3 separate regions of the Homo sapiens genome follow, and all the other regions are linked to region 3. Evidence: chromatin contacts called from ENCODE Hi-C or POLR2A ChIA-PET data. All regions are on one chromosome and are shown on one strand. The core of a region is the stretch at or near the end of the contact, and the rest is flanking DNA. Distances in the headings are between cores, read along the strand shown. Region 1 overlaps ADAM17 (ADAM metallopeptidase domain 17). Region 2 overlaps YWHAQ (tyrosine 3-monooxygenase/tryptophan 5-monooxygenase activation protein theta). Region 3 overlaps LOC100996549 (a long non-coding RNA gene).

The links. A loop is a pair of places that touch in the nucleus more often than their neighbours do. ChIA-PET counts read pairs that join two places held with the same protein, here RNA polymerase II (POLR2A). Pooled maps may share reads with other maps.
Region 1: a map of upper lobe of right lung shows a loop between it and region 3 (2.9-fold over the local background). The contact joins two enhancer-like sites. A Hi-C loop is called at or near these places in 1 of 168 maps with a recorded cell type or tissue (upper lobe of right lung) and 1 of 37 single-sample maps with no recorded cell type. POLR2A ChIA-PET finds 5 or more read pairs at or near these places in 1 of 52 experiments (GM12878).
Region 2: a pooled map shows a loop between it and region 3 (2.4-fold over the local background). The contact joins two enhancer-like sites. A Hi-C loop is called at or near these places in 1 of 37 single-sample maps with no recorded cell type and 13 of 50 pooled maps. POLR2A ChIA-PET finds 5 or more read pairs at or near these places in 9 of 52 experiments (H1, MCF 10A, OCI-LY7 and 5 more).

Annotation. Positions count from the first base shown.
Region 1 is chr2:9,538,060-9,541,922 of GRCh38, reverse strand. All of the region lies in intron 2 of ADAM17 (ADAM metallopeptidase domain 17), which reads left to right. Among named protein-coding and RNA genes, the nearest start is that of ADAM17, 16 kb to the left of the region's middle. RefSeq lists an enhancer at 1-148. Within about 2 kb of position 2,527, at least 14 of the 41 ENCODE cell types and tissues checked have a DNase peak (open chromatin) inside an H3K27ac peak, as active enhancers do.
Region 2 is chr2:9,606,385-9,609,839 of GRCh38, reverse strand. The region is part of intron 2 of YWHAQ (tyrosine 3-monooxygenase/tryptophan 5-monooxygenase activation protein theta); the gene reads left to right. Among named protein-coding and RNA genes, the nearest start is that of YWHAQ, 23 kb to the left of the region's middle. RefSeq lists enhancers at 1,625-1,674, 1,795-1,894, 1,945-2,024. Within about 2 kb of position 1,884, at least 30 of the 41 ENCODE cell types and tissues checked have a DNase peak (open chromatin) inside an H3K27ac peak, as active enhancers do.
Region 3 is chr2:9,755,599-9,759,458 of GRCh38, reverse strand. LOC100996549 (a long non-coding RNA gene) reads left to right here. Exons shown (of 3, transcript XR_241267.4): 3 at 160-869. Among named protein-coding and RNA genes, the nearest start is that of TAF1B, 86 kb to the left of the region's middle. RefSeq lists enhancers at 1,699-2,221, 2,222-2,744. Within about 2 kb of position 1,443, at least 10 of the 41 ENCODE cell types and tissues checked have a DNase peak (open chromatin) inside an H3K27ac peak, as active enhancers do.

The DNA of each region.
Region 1 (3,863 bases), core at 1,278-3,777, 220 kb after region 3:
GACTACAGGTGCACAGCACCACGCCTGGGTGATTTTTGTTATTTTTAGTAGAGACAGAGTTTCACCATGTTGGCCAGGCTGGTCTTGAACTCCTCACCTCAAGTGATCCACGATCTCGGCCTCCCAAAGTGCTGGGATTACAGACAGGGGCCACTGCATCTGGCCATCTTTATTCTTTATATAGGACAAGCCTTCTCAACTATGTTAAAAAATAAAAGGAATATGTGCGTCTGGTTTAAAAAACAAGCCATGGAGGATATGCAAAGTTTTTACTTCTAACTCAGTTAGACTTCTCAGACCCAGAGAGGTTTCCTTTGTAAACTTCCAATTTTTTGTTTTGTTTTGTTTTTTGTTTTTTGAGACAGAGTTTTTGCTCTTGTCGCCCAGACTGGAGTGCAATGGCACGATCTTAGCTCACTGAAGCCTCCACCTCTCGGGTTCAAGCAGTTCTCCTGCCTCAGCTTCCCGAGTAGCTGGGATTACAGGAGCCCACTGCCATGCTCAGCTAATTTTTGTATTTTTAGTAGAGATGAGGTTTCACCATGTTGGCCAGGATGGTCTTGAACTCCTGACCTCAGGTGATCCACCTGCCTCAGGCTCCCAATGTGATGGGATTACAGGTGTGAGCCACCGTGCCCGACCCAAAATATTTTAATGCATGTTTTTTGCCTATAGGTCTCTGTGTGTGTATAGGTGATATAGATAGCATATTTACCTCATTTTAAACAGCTGCATAAATATTCCTATTGCATAGAATTGTAACAACATACTGACTAATACACTACAGATGGATATTGTTTAACCAAAGTGATTTTTTTAATACAACAAACAGTGCTCTAGTGAGTATCTTTGTAAATGTGTACCTTGATGAGGTGTTTTTATAGGATATATTCCTGGAAGGAGAATTACTGGGTCAAGGATATGTATACTATGTTTATTGATATTGCTCTTTCCTCCCAAAGAGATTTGACAAATTTATTCTTCCAGCAGCAATATATGAGTTTACCTGTTTCCTGTTATCTTTGCCAATAGTAGGTTTATCAGCCTTTAACTGTCACCCCTCTAAAGGGCATGGCATTTTATAGTTGTTTTGATTTTCATTTTGTGTGACATTGAGCATCTTTTTATATATTTGTAAGTAATTTGTTTTATATTTCTGTAAACTGCCTTTTTATCTCTTTTGACTATTTTTCTATTGAATTTGTCTTTCTAACTACTGAATTGTAGCAGTGCTTAGTATATTAAGGAGATTGGTTCATTGTCATGTGGTTATTTTAGGCAAATTTTTAATGCAAATTAATTTTTCCTAGCTATTGCAATTATCCTTAGGTTATTTTTTAATGACTTCTTTTTATTCGATTTTATGTCAGAATATTATAGTATTGGTTATTAGCTTTCAACTTACACCAAATTTGAGCAGATTGGTAATATTAATAGCTACAGTTAATCAGGTACTTATTTTCTGTAATTTACTGGCATTTTACATAAGTTATCTCTAAAAGTGATTCCTTTTTTGAAGGAACAAAAAAAAAAAAATTAAGGCTTAGACAGCTTAGTAACTTGCCCAAGATTACTCAGCTAGTAAATGACAGATACAAGATTTGAACAAAGGTTGGACTCCAAAACTTGTGTTATTTCTGCTATACTGGTGGAGAGTTTGGTGAAGAAGTGGATATAGTAGCAAGAAATAAGTAGGAGCGAAGGAAGAGTGAGGAAACTATAAAATGAAAAGAACTCAAAGTTTAGCTTTTTGGGTTTCTTTGGATTTGAAGTGGCCTGTAGAATCCGTATTCTAGAGGCAAAAACTTCCATAGCCTTACATATTTCTCTTTCAAGTTTCGTAGATGACATTGATTCCCTAAGAAAATATTAAATCGTAGCCACTTGTTATCTTTTCTCTGTGTAAGAAAGCAGGGAAGTATGTAATTTATTTTACAAAGTTTCCATACTAAATATTTAATGGGAAATTTATCTAACAGTCTATGGAATTTTATACCAGGTGTTTTAAAATAGGTTATTTCCTTTAATCCCCAAAACCGTTCAGTTATTAGGTGATATTATTTCCATTTGTAGATAAATACTTAGGATTCAAAGATTGAGGCCAAGGTCGGACAGTGAGTAAATGAAAGTAGGACTTAAGCCAAGTTTGTCAGACTCCAAAGCCCATACCCTTTCTTTTCTATCATATTGCGTCATTAAAGTTTAAAACAAGAACAAAAACAAAGATAGCTGAAGTAATCAGTTTGTATCAGGGCTGAATTAACTCTATGAAACCCCTCATTACTTGATGGTAAATGAGAAGATTCCGTTTTTCGATAGCAGTGGAAGGCAAAGTAATTTAAACCAAGATCATTGCATTAAATTTGGATGTAACTATTAGAGGTTGAAAAAGCATAGAAACACTGAGAGGTTGTATGAAGAGTTGAAGTAACTTAAGAAAAAAAGAAACTTGTTTAAAATTTGCCTTACAAGTTTCATTTCCTTTTTGTTATAAATCAAGAAATTATCAGCTAGGCGTGGTGACTCACACATGTAATCCCAGCACTTTGGGAGGCCGAGCTGGATGGATCATGAGGTCATGAGGTCAGGAGATCGAGACCATCCTGGCTAACACGGTGAAACCCCGTCTCTACTAAAAATACAAAAAATTAGCCAGGCGTGGTAGCAGGCGCCTGTAGTCCCAGCTATTTGGGAGGCTGAGGCAGGGGAATGGCGTGAACCCAGGAGGTGGAGCTTGCAGTTAGCCGAGATTGCGCCACTGCACTCCAGCCTGGGCGACAGAGTGAGACTCCGTCTCAAAAAAAAAAAAAAATCAAGAAATTATCTTATTTTTAAATAACGAAAAAGCTGCGGAGTATATACTGTTTTGATACTTTTTTGATGTTGCCTGAATTTTTTTGGAAAAAGTTAAATGTTTCTCCTAAAAGTGAAATATATCAGATTACTTGAGAAGGTCTAGAACTGATAAAGAAATGAAAGTGATATACCTGACTAAATGGACCATTAAAAATGGTTAGGGTAATAATGTTAATTCAAACTGGTTAGCTGGTCTTTAGTTACTGTAAATTCTTAAGTCAAAAGTCAGAAAGATAAAACGTTAAAGAAATCTGTAAGAAAATGACTTCACATAATTTTGGGAGGATAAAGTAAAAGAAATTTTGACATTCTGTTGGACGTTTTATAACTCAAAAGCTAATATTGGAAAATCAAAAAACATGAATTTTATAATCGCTTGGTCTTTATCTTTAGAAAAGATTCTTAATGTAGCAAATGAAAAATGCAATTCCACTGATTTCTTTCTGAAAAGAACATTAAGTAATGTTGCAACTCTTAGCTTTAAAACAAAATAATAAGACATTTATAATAAGTATGCTTTTGAAAGTTCTCAGCATAACTGGAGGGAAAAATCATAACTGAGAATGTGTGGGAAGATATGTTTTAGGATAGCAGAAGAAAATGTTCCAAGGATTTACGAAATAATGTTCTATTGTCTTTTCCCTTTGACCATTAAAAAACCACAAGCAAACTAAAATTACCTTGTTATGCTCAAAAAGTTAAAAATATTTGTTGCCATGGAGATAGTCCCAGTCTAGATTTCTTTCCGGTAGTTTAAAGACTTTTGCAATCCCATGGGGAAGTAATATATTTTCAGTACAACAGCTGACAAAATTTGTTTCTGTGGGTGAGATGAATAATATACCTTTCTTTGTCTTTGGTGTTCATGGACACATTGAAAGACTATAAATAATACTTGAGAAAGTCTTGCTCACCACTCCTAGTTTTCATGTAAGGATGGAAAGTCATAGAAAACAAAAAGAATAGTAAGCCAATTAAAGAACTGGACTGAAACTCAACAAAAAGAA
Region 2 (3,455 bases), core at 635-3,134, 150 kb after region 3:
CTGTCTTTCTGGAAACGTCTTTATGTTTTTGCACTGTTTTTGTGTGGTGCTTTAATTGGTTACAGAATTCTAGTTGACAGTTGTTTTTCTCCGCACTTTGAAGATACTTACTTGATTGTTTTCTGATGAAAAATCAGCTGTCATATTGTTGTTTCTTCCTTTATGGTAATGTGTCATTTCTCTGGTTGCTTTTAAGAATTTTCTTGTCTTTGGCATTCTGCAATTTTACCATGATCTAGGTATGATTTTTTTTTATCTTGCTTGGGATTTATTGTGCTTTTCCTATCTCAAGGTATTTATCCCATTACTGGAAGTCTCGGCCATTATCCCAGAATAACATCTCATCTTCATTCTTTCTGTTCTCTCCTGAAATAGCTGTTGGCTATTACCTTAGACCTTCTCTTTCTATTCGCATCTTATAATTTTTCCACTTTTTTTGTCTTATTCTTTATTCTGTATTCTGAGTAATTTATTCAAATATGCCTTTTGTTGTATTAATTTTCTTTGTCCATCTCCAATTTTAAAGTTGTTTTCATTTTTTTTTATTCTAAAAGCCCTTCCGCTTCTCCCACCTCCAAGCTGCCTTTTAAAATTCACTGTATATATGGTTCATTTCTCCTGGCTTCTGTTTTTCTTTTAAAATCTTTTTGATTGTTTTAGTCAGGAAAAATTTCAAACTTAGGTAGAGGTGAAGAAAATCCTGTAGTAACCCTATGTATCCAGCCTCAACATCTTTAAAAGATTATTTAATTATTTTCAGCATATTTATGTTTTATTATACACAGTTTTAAAGCTCTTGGGAACTGACTATCCTGTTTGTGTCTGCTGACGCCTCATGATAGAGAATCCGTCCCTTGAGTATTTTTGTTATTTTTGTTTGTTTGTTTGTTTGTTTGTTTGATTTGGAGTCTTGCTCTGTTGCTCAGGCTGGAGTGCAGTGGTACAATCTCAGCTCACTGCAAACCTGTACCTCCTGGGTTCAAGTGATCTTCCTGCCTCAGCCTCCTGAGTAGCTGGGATTACAGGCACCCGCCAACACGCCTGGCTAATTTTTGTAGGGACGGGGTTTCGCCATGTTGGCCAGGCTGGTTTCGAACTCCTGACCTCAAGTGATCCACCCACCTCGGCCTCCCAAAATGTTGGGATTACAGGCGTGAGCCATCGCACCCAGCCTGTTATTTTTAATAGCGTGGATGTTGCTTTTTTTTATGGCACTTGTGTGTACCTTAGATTGTGAGAATCTCTCTGTTTACACAGTAGTTTTGATTATTTGTGCTGGGCACACTGTGCTCCAGCCCATTTTTAACATTTTCAGCTTGTGTTTTCATACATCATGCATGAAATAAACGTTTGACTAGCACCTGCACAGAAGAACATAGGTTCGAGTTTCTGCTTTTTATGGGAGACTGCACCCCCAAAAACCCAGGAAGTAGATTTCTGGCTACTTCTCAGCGATGACAAAGTTTTTCTAGGGTCCTCACCCTCCTCCACACTGTTGTTGTGTTGTAAACTTTCACTTATTGCTGTAGCTTTCTTTCCTCCTATCTAGCGCCTCGATGTATTTCCCCTCTTTTCTTTGAAGCTCTACTGTATGTTTTTTCTATTTTTATTTAAAGTATTTCTACTTAGCATTTAGATTATTTTTAGTAGAAGAGGGAGGTATTCTCCGTAAGCTCAGTCTCACTGTGTTGCCGGAACCAGAAAGTCATGTTTCTGTGAATCTATTTTAAGGTTGTGAGTCACACATTTCTTAAGTACTCCATACTGAAAGTGAATGCAGTGTGTTTTAATCTGATATACTGCTCTTTATTGCTCTAAAATTAGTAACATTTGGCCAGGCTCGGTGGCTCACGCCTGTAATACCAGCACTTTGGGAGGCTGAGGTGGGCGGATTACGTCAGGAGTTCGAGACCAGCCTGGCTGACATGGCGAAAACCCCGTCTCTACTAAAAATACAAGAAATAGCCAGGCGTGGTAGCTGGTACCTGTAGTCCCAGCTACTTGGGAGGCTGAGGCAGGAGAATTGCTTGAACCCAGGAGGCAGAGGTTGCAGTGAGCCGAGATTATGCCACTGCACTCCAGCCTGGGTGACAGACTGAGACTCTGTCTCAAAAAAAAAAAAAAAAAAGAGGAAGAATTTAGTAACCTTTAAAATGTGTTACCATTTCATATGGTCAGGTAGACAATAAACACAAATTCAGACTTGCATTTCAACTAAAAGTCTCCTCTTTGTCTATTTTATTTGTGCTGAAATCACAGTCATATTCACTTGCGTTTCTCATGTCGGTCAGAAGTGTTGGTACTGTTTTATCTGATTTAATGTAATAGAAAAATGCCAGGTACGATGGCTCACGCCTGTAATCCTAGCACTTTGGGAAGCCGAGGGGGGTGGATCACGAGGTCAGGAGTTCGAGATTAGCCTAGCCAGCATGGTGAAATTCAGTCTACTAAAAATACAAAAAAAAAAAAAATTAGCTGGGCATGGTGGTATGTGCCTGTTAGTCCCAGCTACTCGAGCGGCTGAGGCAGGAGAATCACTTGAACCTGGGAGGTGGACGTTGCAGTGAGCCGAGATCACACCACTGCACTCCAGCCTGGGCAACAGAGCAAAACCCTGTCTCAAAAAAAAAAAGAAAAAAAAAAGTAATAGAAAAATATTAGGCCAGGCGTGTGGCTCACGCCTGTAATCCCAGCACTTTGGAAGGCCAAGATGGGCGGATCACAGGTCAGGAGTTCGAGACCAGCATGACCAACATGGTGAAACCCCATCTCTACTAAAATACAAAAATTAGCCGGGTATGGTGTCGCGCACGTGTAATCCCAGCTACTTGGGAGGCTGAGGCGGGAGAATCGCTTGAACCCGGGAGGTGGAGGTTGCAGTGAGCCAAGATTATGCTACTGCACTGCAGCCTGGGCGACAGAGTGAGACTCTGTCTCAAAAAAAAAAAAAAGAAAAATATTAAATGCAGTTGTGTTGCCAGACAGGCTGTTTACATATAGTTTCATCTGAGAGACAGCTAAAAAATGAACTAATTAGTATATAGAGTTCCTACAAAGCAGTAAGGAAAAACTCATTAGGAAAAGGGCAAAGGATATACACTCACCAACATGGTGAAACCCCTTCTCTAGTAAAAATACAGAAATTAGCCCAGTGTGGCGGCATGTGCCTGTAATCCCAGCTACTCAGGAGGCTGAGGCAGGATAATGGCGTGAACCTGAGTGGCGGAGGTTGCAGTGAGCCGATATCACACCACTGCACTCCAGGCTGGGCAACAGAGCGAGACTCCGTCTCAAAAAATATACACACACACACACAGACAGATGTTCACCTGCATTTATGATAAGGAAAAATGCTAATAAAACTGTAGTAAGGTATTTTTCACCCATTAGATTGGAAAAGGTTTTTTATTTTTATTTTTATTTTTATTTTTATTTTAGTAGAGACGGGGTTTCAC
Region 3 (3,860 bases), core at 194-2,693:
CAACATCTGAGATGCTGGATACAAAGTTGGATACAAAGCAGGGTGGGGTCTGTTCTGTAAAGAGCTACAGGCAGCTGAGGGCTCAGAACGGTGGACACTGTTGGAGAGACCAGAGAGGTGAAGTGAGGAGACTCCCTTCCTTCTTTCTTTCTTTTCCAGAACCCACATTGACCAGAGACTTTGCAGCCAGCTCACCCCTCCAAATCCCCGCCCTGGAGTCCCTGACCCAGGAATTTCTGCATCAGGCTGCTCAAACCTGAATTTGACAAAATTTCAAAGCGCTGTATCTTTATGTTGATAAGACAACGGATAAAGTGCCATACTTGGAACCTAGATCACTCAATGTTGCCTGTAGCTGAGTCCACTTCTGTCACTCACCCTGCATTGCCCTGCCAGGAGCAAGGGAGAGAAAGCCAGCCAGAAGGCATGGGCATGGGCTCAAATCTGGCTTCTCCTGTGGCCACTGTGAAAGTTGATCATACAAAGGTCACTGTTGTCATAGCCAAGCAGAGTTATGAGACCACAGGAAAAAGCACTTGGACCACGTAACATTGCTCCAAGAGTATAACTGTCTCCAACCCTGGCTGCTGGAACAAGTGTTGCAACCTGAAACCGGTTTGATCTAATAGCTACAGAAACAACCTGCGGAAATCTAAGACTAGTTTCACCCACTCACCAATCAGAGCTTGCCGGATCCCCAAAACGTTGCTAGTGCTAATGAACTTGCTTTCCTAACAATCCATAACATTTCTCATTTTTATGAAACCTACAACCTTCTCTTTGCTCTTTGGACATACTGAAGACCACCCAGTCTGTGTGTATGCCCCAAACTGAAATTCTTGCTCCCCAAATAAAACATTTTAAACTTAGAGATTTGTCTGTATATTTTATTTGACTTTGACAGCACCAGGGGCTCCGGCACAAATCTCCTCCTTCAAGCCCTTTTCTACACAGTCCCGTGGGTCTACCCTGAAAGAAGCCTGATGACGGCTCAAAGACACAATGTTACTGGGAGGTAAATTCAGGATTACTTGACCGAATGGCCCACCCGAGGTCACGGAGGCTGCTGGAGGAACAGAAAATGGTCTTCACCAAGTGAAGCATTGTCGGTCTTGGCCTGTGTCTGGCTGGAGAATGTTAAAATTCTGGGGACACAACAGAAAAGGCACAGTTGTGGGGACCAGGCCAATGTCAGCGTGAGAACTGGCTCCATCCCCCTCCCATGAACCAGCTCTGCGGCCAAGGCAGGTCTGCATTTCCTGGTCTGTGACACGGAGTCAGTAACATTGCCTACTTCCCGGGGCTATTTCCAGAGAAGTGAGGGAATGGGTGTGGAACGCCTGCCATCTGCGGAGCCCCGCATGAAACGTCTCTGTCTTTCCAGCCAGCCCTGAGCCAGGGAAGGGACTGGAAGCACAGCGGGTGGCTGAGGCGGGCTTTCGGCAGCTTACCCCCAGCCTTGCCCCTCCCCGCCTGCTGAAACACAATCTATGGTTGTCGCCTTCCTGGAGATGTTAGCCGCCCCCTCCAGAGGTGGTTCCAAATCTATTTCTCATTTGGCTGATTTAGGAGAGGCTGCGAATCGGTCGCTATGGTTTCTTTATTTTCTCCTGACAGCTTAGGAATCATTTTTCCAATTATTCCCAGGGGAGGAAAAAGAAGTGGAGGAAGCCAGTGTTTGGAATGAGGGGAAGCTCACGGATCTGAAATGCAACCTCTTCTGCAGGAGACCCGGCACAGCTACCGGGACCCATCACCTCCCTGTAGGAACCCCGCCCAGCCCCCTCCAGCCAGCCCTGCGTGGTTGTGGCCCCACTGCAGAAACGCCTCCGCTTAACACTCCAGCCTCTCTTCTATTCGGTCAGGCCACAGCTGCTGACTTTGTGCCTGCTGTAGCAACCCCGAGCCCCCAAATAAACCCTCCCTCCCAGGGTGGCCTCTCTACGGGGGGAGACAGACGGTGACCAAAAGCTATCAGTTAAATGCACAAACAGGACTTAGAGGGTGGAAAGTGACAAGAAGAGAAATATGGCAGGAAAAAGGGGTGGGGGTGAAATTTTACACAGAGCCATGGGGAAGGCTGCTGAGGAGGACCTGCAGGAGTGGGGGGCTCCCAGACAGGAACTGTGGCCCACTGCACGGATATGGGCAAGTTTGGAAGGGAATGAGCCACTCCAAGCCTCAGCCTTGGCCAGCCATTCTCAGGTCCAGGCAGGAAAGATGCCAGCAGTCCCACATCAGCTGAGGTGTTCAAACACAGTGGTGTCCCCTAAGCAGGGAGACTGCAGAGGGGATTCAAGCCCTGGGCAGGGGGCTAAAGTAGGCCAATCCTGGTTCTGCAACTGTCCCTGGCCCAGCAGCTTGTTGGCTGTGTAGCGTCTCAGGCACTCCCTAAAGGTCAAGGAGTCTTGGCCGAGACTTCGGCTCACCCCAGCCCAGCTTCTGCTCCTGGCCGGGAATGGTGTTTCCTAACCACACGTCCATGGAGCAGGAAGGTACGCCTCCACCCGCTCCCATTCCTTCTCCACAGCTTGCCACAGGGCAGTGCTGGGTTTAGTTCCTCTCCTTATTTAGAGCTGGGGCGTATCAGGTGTGCAGCTGGACAGGTACCAGCCAAGGCAGAGAATGCAAGTCAGCCACGGGTGGCATGTCGGGAAGCACCAGAAGGTGCCAACTTTGGCATCCAGGGCCTTCCTGGACCTGCTGAAATTTGGTCTAAATGTGCTCTTGTACCCGTGTGGAAGGGCTCAGTGCAGCCTGGGTCTGGGATTTCAGGGAGCAGAGTATGATTCTGGATGGGTGATTTAGCCGCAAGTGAGAGTTTTTACTGAGCCCAGCAATGGGCAGAGCATGGTTCTGGGGGTGGCTGGCTTGGGGGCGACACAGACAGGTAAACCAGTTGTCCGTGTGAGTGGAGGGGGCAGAAGTTGATAAGAGCAGGGAGTGACGGGCAGGGGGGTCTGGGAGCTCATTTCTCATAATTAGGTGTTTTCATGGTAGCTTTGTGCTGCCGCCGACAGAACCCCTTGTTGGGATGAACTTGTAGTGGGATGATATTTTAATCTCCCATATTCTGTTAGTTTGCCAGAGCTGCCCTAACAAAGTACCACAAACTAGGTGGCTTGAAACAATAGAAATTCACTGCCTTGCAGTTCTGCAAGCCAAAAGTCTCTGATCAAGGTGTGAGCAGGGATGGTTCCTGCTGGGGCTGTGACGGAGACTCTATTCCAGGCCTCCCCAGCTCTGGGTGGTTTTCTGGCCACCTTTGGCATTCCTGGGCTTCTAGACACGTCACCTCAATCTCTGCCTTCGTGTCCACGTGGCGGTCTCCCTGTGTGTGTGTCTGTGTCAAAATTTCCCCTTTTTATAAGGATACATTCATATTGGATCAGGGCCCACCCTACTCCAGTATGACATCATCTTAACTTATCACATCGGCAATGACCTAGTTCCAAATAAGGGTCCTTCGGAGGCACCGGGGGTTAGGACTTTGTATTCGTTTGCGGGACTGCTATAACAAAGTACTGCAGACCCAGGGGCTTAAACAATAGAAATGCATTTCTGCCAGTTCTGGAAGCTGGAAGTCCACGACCAAGGGGTCCGCAGGGCTGGTTTCTTCCGAGGCTTCTCTCCTTGGCTTGCAGAGGAACGTCTCCTCCCCGTGTCTTCACCTGGCCTTTCCTCCGGGCATGGCTATGTCCATATCTTCCCTTCTCGTAAGGACTCCAGGCAGATGGGATTACAGCCCACCCACATGACCTCATTTTAACTTAATTACACTACTTCTTTAAAGGCCCTTTCTCCAAATGCAGTCACATCCTGAGGTACAGGGGTTAGGGCTTCAACATATGGATTTTGGA